Regions from separate parts of the Homo sapiens genome. Here regions 1 and 2 are each linked to region 3. Evidence: chromatin contacts called from ENCODE Hi-C or POLR2A ChIA-PET data. All regions are on one chromosome and are shown on one strand. Each heading gives the region's core, a stretch centred on a gene start or an enhancer-like site at or near the end of the contact. The rest is flanking DNA. Distances are from core to core; before and after follow the strand shown. Region 1 has its middle 11 kb from the start of ITGB6. Region 2 overlaps DPP4 (dipeptidyl peptidase 4). Region 3 holds the start of TANK (TRAF family member associated NFKB activator).

Region 1 (2,700 bases), core at 111-2,610, 950 kb before region 3:
GGGAGGGAGAGAAATCAAGGGATCAACGATGACTCTAGCAGTTATTGAGGCCCTGAATCAATAACCCCACCATCACCACCAGGGTTCTCCAGCTGTTTCAGAGAGAGAATACCATCTGCTCATCAGCAGAGTCATCGGGAGCTCTAATCTGCTCTAACAACTTGGAGGGTCATGAGGAGTCATAACTCTGCAAAAAGCATTCCATGGTAGAACCAGAAAGGTCTGAACTATGCAGGCCAGTGCTGTATGGAGACTGTTTGTATGCTGTGTTAACATTCCTTCAGTCCAGTGGAGGTCTGATTAGCCAGCATCTTCTGTTCTGGAATTCCCCATGACTTTTTGGTTGCAAAAGAAAACCTGGAAAATCCCTGTGGTCCTCTAGTTCTCTCTAGCTGTGCTGATAGACTAATTGGGGTTAGTTTCAGTAACAAAAGTCTCCCCTAACAGAATAAAAAAATACTCCTCTTAAGAAGGCAGAAGAGATGGGTATATTTTCTTTTAAAAACTCCTTGGAAAGTGGAAGGACTTCAAACTTCTTTTGACCTTAAAGATGCAATTTATTCAGCTGCAACAATAGGGAAAGTTCTAATCCTTTAAAAAGCTGGGAGAAATGGTGGCCAGTAATTATTATCTTTTTATTGTTGTTTTTTTAGACAAGGCCTCACTCTATCACTGGGCTAGAGTGCAGTGGCATAATCCTAGCCTCACTACAGCCTTAAACTTTGGGGCTCAAGCGATCCTCCCACCTCAGTCTCCTAAGTAGCTGGGCACATGCCACCATGCCAAACTAATTAAAAAAATTTTTTATAAAGATGGAGGTCTTACTTTGTTGCCCAGGCTGGCCTAAAACTCTAGATCTCAAGTGATCCTCTTGCCTCAGCCAGTGATCATGTTTGAGGCACATCCTTGGGTGGGTCCGTGGAGGATTTATTACTTTTAACTGCCATTTTATGGAATTTTCTGATTGTTTCAGATGCATACTCAGTGAATCCTGTCAGTAAGTTTTCAGGGAATCAAATAGAGTAAAGGATTGGGTATGAGGTGAACACCCTAATCGTTAAAAAGGCTAAACAATAAATTATTCTAACAAGCTAATCAAAATGGCATTAACCTGGTGATGTCTCAAGACTTGGAAGTGGAGAAAGAAGAAAAGCCTTTAAAGCAAATTCAGCTGGCCTCTAATTAAAGACGGTGTGTCAGATTTTTACACCACAACAGACGTAACGAATCTATATATTGTTGGGCATAATTACTTCCAGACAAAAAGCGGCTCCGGTGAGCAGTCAGGTGTGAGGCTTGTTTGGGGAAGTATGAAAACCACCTGCCTGGGCTGCAATCTCTGTTGCGTCCTGACTACTCTGGCTGGAACTTTGCTGCTCCTGAGCCCAGGGCCCTTTCCTGGCACCCCCTAGCGGTTGAGGGTGTAACAACCGAGGCATGATGAAGCGAGAGGCTCACAGTAGTTTCAACATTTATTAAAGGAAGGAAATGAATCATTTTCTTTATATCAAGGAGTTCGATGTTTTAAAGTTTCAATCAAAACACAAATAGGAAAGTTTTTTGATAAAAGACAATTGCTGTTAGTTGCAAATATTGGGGGAGGGGCAAACATTCCCTATGCGTTGATGAAATTAAGTTATCTTGGACACCAATAGAGTAAGGCTCAGCAGCATGGAAAAGGCAGTTGTCAGCCCTGGTCTCAGTCCAGACCTTGGTGGATTGATTATTGGACATTTGTGGCATGGTATAGATTGGTCTTGAAATTGTTTAGGCCCTATTAGGCAACCAAAGATTAGGAAGACAGGATTTAAACGTTAACCAACAGAAGGATTTATTTTTATGAATGTTGCTGGAGGAGGAGCACAGCTTCCTAAAATGTGATCTGAAGTGAGCTGTTAATCCTTGCCCTGATAATGAAATGCTCCTGCAGTTTATTTAATATAGACTATTAAATCTTCCATCAGAAACTCACAATGTGCATTATAACCTATTAAACACTTCAAGAAGCCCCACAGGGAAGAAAATTGTTTACTTTTGTTTAACAATTAAACAAAAAACTATTTTCATTATCCTATGATAATATTGTAGTCAGATTTCTTAGGAAAAGGCGGGTGTGAATTCATGTGTTTACTGCTGCCTTTTTTGTGCATTCTGCAATTCAAAGATCTTTCAAGATGGGTTTTCCAGGAGACGATTCATTTTCCCAGGAAAGCCCAGAGAGGAGGTCCATTTTGATAATAGTTCAGATAAAACACTTGCAATAGTGATGGCTCATTATAAATTTCTGGACTCAGACCCAGCCTTATAACCTAGTATAGTTAACCTAGTGACTATAGCCCAGATACTACAGTTTTATTACTGAATGACGTAGACTGGTTTTCTTTGCGAAATGAATTTCGAATACGGCTATCTATTGTTTTCCTGTATCTTCTGGGCAGAGGATCCCAGTTGCTGCTTGCATCTGCCCTTGGTCTCTTTCTTTTTGGTACAATAGCCTGTCCTCAAGCTGTCATCTGCCTGTCTGTCCATCTACCCATCTTACTTGCAGAAGGTCCAGAAGAGTAGCTCCGTTAAGGAAACAGCATTCTCTTCCTAAGGTAGGAAGCATCTCTTCAGGTGAGAAAGTGTGCAGCATTTTTTCCAAACTTGGATTTTCTGCTGCTTTCTTATGATGCAGGCATCAGGCAAGGTGGGAGCAAT
Region 2 (2,700 bases), core at 38-2,537, 850 kb after region 3:
AAGAAATTTTTTTTTACTTAAAAATACCTGACAAATGGAACTCAAATTTTTAGCATTGTGGGTGGTTGCAGACCTTTGCATTAACCTATCTTGATTTTGACAGTCTTTGTGTTTTCATGTAATATGTCCTAGGTTGCCCTAAGTTAAGCAGTGCTAGAAAAAAATTAAAATAGTTTTCAACTCATCTTTTCCACGTAAACTTTGTAAAATTGAAGGAGGCAGACATACAGCAATGTGCAACAGATCATTCATGTATAATTTGATCAACCTTTACAAAGTGAATGTATCCTTGAAATCATGGCCTGTGCATATTATCAGAAGCCTCTAAGGCATTTCCCTCTTTGCAAAGGGACAAAAGGAAATGTTTTTCTTTTATTGAATTCCATAAAAATTTCACTGAACTTTTGCCTTGTTTTTATCTTTACATAAATTGCATCTTGCAGGATGTACACTTTTGTGTCCAGCTTCTTTCATTCAACAGTATATGCAATTCATCCATGTTGTTATGCTTAGCTCTTTTTAGTTGCTGCAATAGTGTGTGCCACTGTATAAACGCACTATTTCTCAATACTTATTTAACTGGGGTTGTATATAGTAGATCCTTAATTTTGTAATTTTAGGACTTTTGTTGGTCAGATTTGAGAGACCCTGGAAACTATGCCCTCTCTCATAGAGGAGCGATCTGGATAGATACAAGTTTATTTTTAAAATATCAAAGCCTCACTCTCAAACAAATGTATCCCCTGTTTATTCTAAATCTCTATTTTTTAATTGTTAAGGAAAATAGCTAATCATTAACTTTAGTAAAAGAGAATTTCTTTCCTCAGGAATCCTTAATCAATTGTCATCTTCTCCTCTCTCCATCTATTTCATCATTCATGGATCCTTCTGCATTTCCTAGTCTATGATTTCATAACATTATTTTCAACCACCCTCCCTATTATGCTTCCCCAGACATCCATGCTGTTGGTTACAGAAACTCAAAGTTACATTTCCCACATACCAGTTGAATGTAATTAAATATAAGAGTCAGAATGAGACTGGATTCAAATCCTGATTCACTTTGGCAAGCTACCTAACCTAATAGTCTCTATTTATTTAATTAAAATATGGGGTAAGAACACCCACCTCTCGGGGCTTCAGCGACAATGCCTGCAGGTAAAGCACTTCTCATGCAACATGCATCTTATGAGTAACCATCATTGATTGTTAACATCTCTTGAGCCAGATCACATCTAGTTATAGTCCCATAAGTGAAGAGCACAAGAATGAGATGTGGTTCATACGTAACAGAGCCCTTATACATAGTACCGATGATGGTTGTGCTCCACAATTTTCCCAAAATAGCAGAGTCACCCTCATCCAGACTGTAGGAGCTACTCCTAGGACTTCAGAGTTGTCACTGCCTATGACGTAAATGTACACTGAAGGAAATGTACACAGTATCCTTGACTGTGAAGGAATGGGCTTGGCTTGTTTAGTCAGATGTTTACTAGGGTACATTTATTCCTCAGTTTGTCCCCGAGTCTGATGAATTTTGATTTTCTGTTCTTAGAATGTGGTAGGACATATGCCAACTCCCTTTCTAGAGTCTCATACAGAGAGGAATTTAGGAAATGCTTTTTTTTTGAACTTCATATCAATCTATAATGTAATATATTGTTATTTAAACATAACATCTTCACTAAAACCTACCGTAAGGATAAAAGATTACAAATTCATCCCAGAACACTTTAAATTATTTACACTTTACAGCTTTAAAATGTAAATTTTAAAGGGGAAAAAAAATCAGATGACCTTTGACTTCATCTCCTAGTCACTCACCTGGCTGCTTCAATTTGATCTTCAACTTCAAATGTTCCCAGTCTTCTGTTGATTGCATGCATGATCTTATCTCCTTGGTAACCACTTCCTCTGCCATCAAAGCTAGCTACTATAATGTTTTCTGTGCTTGCAAGGTAAGTGGCCCAGTTCAGTCTGAAGACAGTGTCTGCTTTTTGACTACATGGGCCTGCATACCTATGAAAAATACCAAATTGTTAGCTTTCATGGTTTTCTGGAATCAAATGAGGAATGCTTACATTTCTCTTCTCCGTGGAGAAGTATGCATCCTTCCCAATCATGAGCCTTAAACTGTGCCAGCCTATGGGGTGTCCAGAATGAGTCCTCTAAAACTTAGCAACACAACTACCATGGTTGTATATTTCCTTCAAAGATACTTGTCAGTTTTGTCTTTGAAGATAGTTATCAAACACAGACTTCATAGGCCAAGATTTTAGAAGTATTAATGTAATCTTGGAAATCAAAGAAATAATTTCTCTAATAGTTAAGAAGGGGGAGTTGTGGTATAAAAAAAATGATGATGACAACAATAAATGCAGCTTTGGATATCTTTCCATCTCAGCTTAACACAATACTCCTGGACTGCAAGTTTATTTCCTTCTTTAAGGACTTTGACTTCTGCATCATATGCTTTGCATTTCCCATAGCACCCGGCACAGTCTTGCTCACAATGACTGTAAATCATTGTGGAATGGACTGCAGTATGAATGAATGCTAACATTTAAAACTTCAGAGGAAGAAACAGGTTGCATTGGAAAACGGGCATGTCATTGGGCATTCTATATACTAACAAGTTTAACTCCCTTGTATCTGCAATCTTCACAGGCTACCATCTACCCTACACAGAGCTGTGTGCAC
Region 3 (2,700 bases), core at 66-2,565:
CCACTTTGGAAGACAATTTGGCAATTGCTTACAAAACTAAACATTCTCTTACCTTATGATCCAGCAATCATACTACTTGGTATTTATCCAAAGGAGATGAAAACTTATGTCCGCACAAAAAAACCTGCACACAGATATTTATAACAGCTTTTTTTCATCACACTGGGGTGAGGGATGTTGATAATGGGGAAGGGCTATGCTTGTGTCGGGGCAGAAAGTATATGGAAAATCTCTGGACATTCCTTTCCATTTTGCTGTGAATCTAAAACTGCCCTCAAAAAAAGTTTAAATAATTTTTTTAAAGCAGTACTGTATTGTGATGTTTAACTCAATTACTTATTACAAGAAAACTATTCAACTGGTCAAAACGTTATATATAAGAAGTTTCTGTTTGTTAAAAACATTGTTTCAAATATATTTAGGCTTTGACTTTTAAAAGTATACAGCAACATTCAAGATAACTAGACAGAATGCACTGCAACTTGGCAGGTTTTTAAATCCTTGGACTTACTGGCCTAAGGAAAGATGTGTAAACATCCATGATTCAGAAATACAGGGAGAAATTGGGGCAGCCAGACCTCATCCTCTTGCCCTAAAGGGAAAAGATATCTTTCTTGCGGTATCTAAGATATGAATCTTAGATAATATTCATGCATGGCTAGGAATTGGAATAATGGGAAAGTCTTAATTCATGGGAAATTTTCTAATAAAGTTCCACCTCCATTTCCAGCCATTCCTCTTTAACAAATACATTTAGTGAAAAATACTACCAGTTGGGGAGAAACCAAATGGGTATGTGTATATGTAGTGTTTCTCAGAGTGTGGACTTTAACCACGTTTAATTACATAAATTTACGAGGATCTGTTGAAAATGCAGGTTCCTGGGCTTCACTCCAGTTGCTCTGAAATGAAAGCTGTAGGAGTCGGTTGGTGAAACTACATTTTGTTTCTCAGGTGATTCTTGTGTACTCTAACTCATATATAGGGTGATGTTATTTATTTACTGGTTATTTATTTACCGGTTATTTATCGTTTGGCAAAAAAATCCAGCAAAGACTCACAAGTGACCTTTACACTTGACATAGGATTCTCTTCCGCTGCTGACGCTTTTTTTTTCTAAGAGGCGGGGACTTGGCTGGGCAGGGCTGGGGGAGGGCGCTAGGCGGGGCGGGCAGGGGCGGGGCAGAAGAGCCCTGGGCTGGGTGGGGCAGGGCGGAAGGGCCCTGGCCTTGTTGGGTGGAGGTGAAGAGTTAATGGCTCCGCGCGCAGGCACTGCCCTCTGAACTGGAACAAAATGCAACTTCCGGTTGGAGTCACTCGGCCAGGCGCCGGCGACCTGAGGGGAGAGGGAACGCAGCTGAAAGCGTGAACTGTGTGAGTAAGAAACTTTGTGAATTGGTGTGTCCGAATCCGTCAAGCACGACGTCGGAGAATTTGTATGCGTGAGCGAGAGGGACGCGCTGACAGTAGGGGCGCCGCAGGGAGAGAAGCCGAGGAGCAGCGGAGACAACCAATTTGCAGTTTGGGGAGGGATTTTGTGCGGGAGAAACCACGCGAGTCCTTCCCCCGGAGCGGACTCCTTGTGGGTTGGTTTCCGGGCCCGCGATGTCAGCATAGCATCGTCGGCCTCTGCCCCAACGGCTTCAAGGGAGGGACTCGTCCCGGCTGCTTTGCCCGGGAAATGGGGGTGGAAGGGCCTGCGGTGTCGAGGTGAGCAGTGGACCCTCCAGGAACATTCCCGACTTCCCTTCGGGAGAGAGACTGCCTCCTAGAATCAAGTAGTATCGTGGTTACTCTTTCGAAAACTTAATTGGTTCTTTCTGTTGTTTTCCCAAGGTGGTTGCACAATTCCCCTCTGCCTTCCTGTGGGGTGTCATCATAGCCTGGTCAATGAGAAGTTGGGTAACTTCCCAGAGGGTCACGGAGGGAGTGGGTGGCCAAGGCAGGAAGAACAGAAGCCAACCCCGCCCACAGTGGGAACCCAGGCGTTAGGTAGAGTCCTCACGCCGGTGTAAACTGACTAGCAACGAGTTACAGGCAAAAAAGCTGTGCTTTTCTAGAAGTAGAAAGGGGGAGGATAATCAAAGAAGAGCTGTGCCTTTATTGTTATGCTATAACGAGCAAAAGTAAAGCAGCCTTGCTATGTAAAGTGGTGTTTATCTCACCTCACAGGAGATGCTTTTGACAAGTTATAATAAGGGAGAGATGGTAGTAAAGGAAGTGAAGAAGCGACGTGAAATTGAAGGAAAAGAAAATGACCTGCCTTCTTACCGCGGTTGGAATACACACCCAAACGAGAGGTAGCAGAGAAGCAAGCAGTGCATTCTGTTAAAAATTATTGTGTCCTCATTTGAGAGAGGAGGGATCCTCAAATAATACAACTATGTGCAAAGCAGGAAGTGAAATCCTTCTCAGTCCTCTCCCCAGTTGTAATCCAAGCCTTCCACATCTTTCCTGTATGTGCATAACCATGTTATTTTGCTTTCTTATGAAAATGAGATTATGCATACTGTTCGATAATCTGTTTCAGATTAAATATATATATATGGTGAAAGTCTTGCCATATGTAGCTCTATTTTATTGTAATGTTGGCGTGGTACTGCATTGTGTAGATGTACCAAATTATAGTTAACTGTCACTTACTATGTCCTGTCCGTATATATTGCCCAGTATTCTTCAAAATTATCTGTTTCTCATTAG

What was found. Hi-C counts contacts between places; a loop is a spot of excess contacts on that map. ChIA-PET counts read pairs that join two places held with the same protein, here RNA polymerase II (POLR2A). Pooled maps may share reads with other maps.
Region 1: a pooled map shows a loop between it and region 3 (2.4-fold over the local background). The contact joins the enhancer-like site here to the promoter of TANK in region 3. A Hi-C loop is called at or near these places in 1 of 37 single-sample maps with no recorded cell type and 10 of 50 pooled maps. POLR2A ChIA-PET finds 5 or more read pairs at or near these places in 2 of 52 experiments (MCF 10A and activated T-cell).
Region 2: a map of naive thymus-derived CD4-positive, alpha-beta T cell shows a loop between it and region 3 (13-fold over the local background). The contact joins the enhancer-like site here to the promoter of TANK in region 3. A Hi-C loop is called at or near these places in 2 of 168 maps with a recorded cell type or tissue (CD4-positive, alpha-beta memory T cell and naive thymus-derived CD4-positive, alpha-beta T cell) and 8 of 50 pooled maps. POLR2A ChIA-PET finds 5 or more read pairs at or near these places in 1 of 52 experiments (T-cell).

The regions. Positions count from the first base shown.
Region 1 is chr2:160,209,440-160,212,139 of GRCh38, forward strand. No RefSeq gene overlaps it. Among named protein-coding and RNA genes, the nearest start is that of ITGB6, 11 kb to the left of the region's middle. RefSeq lists enhancers at 130-219, 360-429, 1,080-1,129. Within about 2 kb of position 1,361, at least 7 of the 41 ENCODE cell types and tissues checked have a DNase peak (open chromatin) inside an H3K27ac peak, as active enhancers do.
Region 2 is chr2:162,009,969-162,012,668 of GRCh38, forward strand. DPP4 (dipeptidyl peptidase 4) reads right to left here. Exons shown (of 26, transcript NM_001935.4): 20 at 1,825-2,019. Among named protein-coding and RNA genes, the nearest start is that of DPP4, 63 kb to the right of the region's middle. Within about 2 kb of position 1,288, at least 4 of the 41 ENCODE cell types and tissues checked have a DNase peak (open chromatin) inside an H3K27ac peak, as active enhancers do.
Region 3 is chr2:161,159,113-161,161,812 of GRCh38, forward strand. TANK (TRAF family member associated NFKB activator) reads left to right here and starts at 1,316. Exons shown (of 8, transcript NM_001199135.3): 1 at 1,316-1,374. It overlaps TANK-AS1 (TANK antisense RNA 1), which reads right to left and starts at 1,178. Exons shown (of 3, transcript NR_187173.1): 1 at 1,020-1,178; 2 at 53-124. RefSeq lists an enhancer at 1,026-1,789.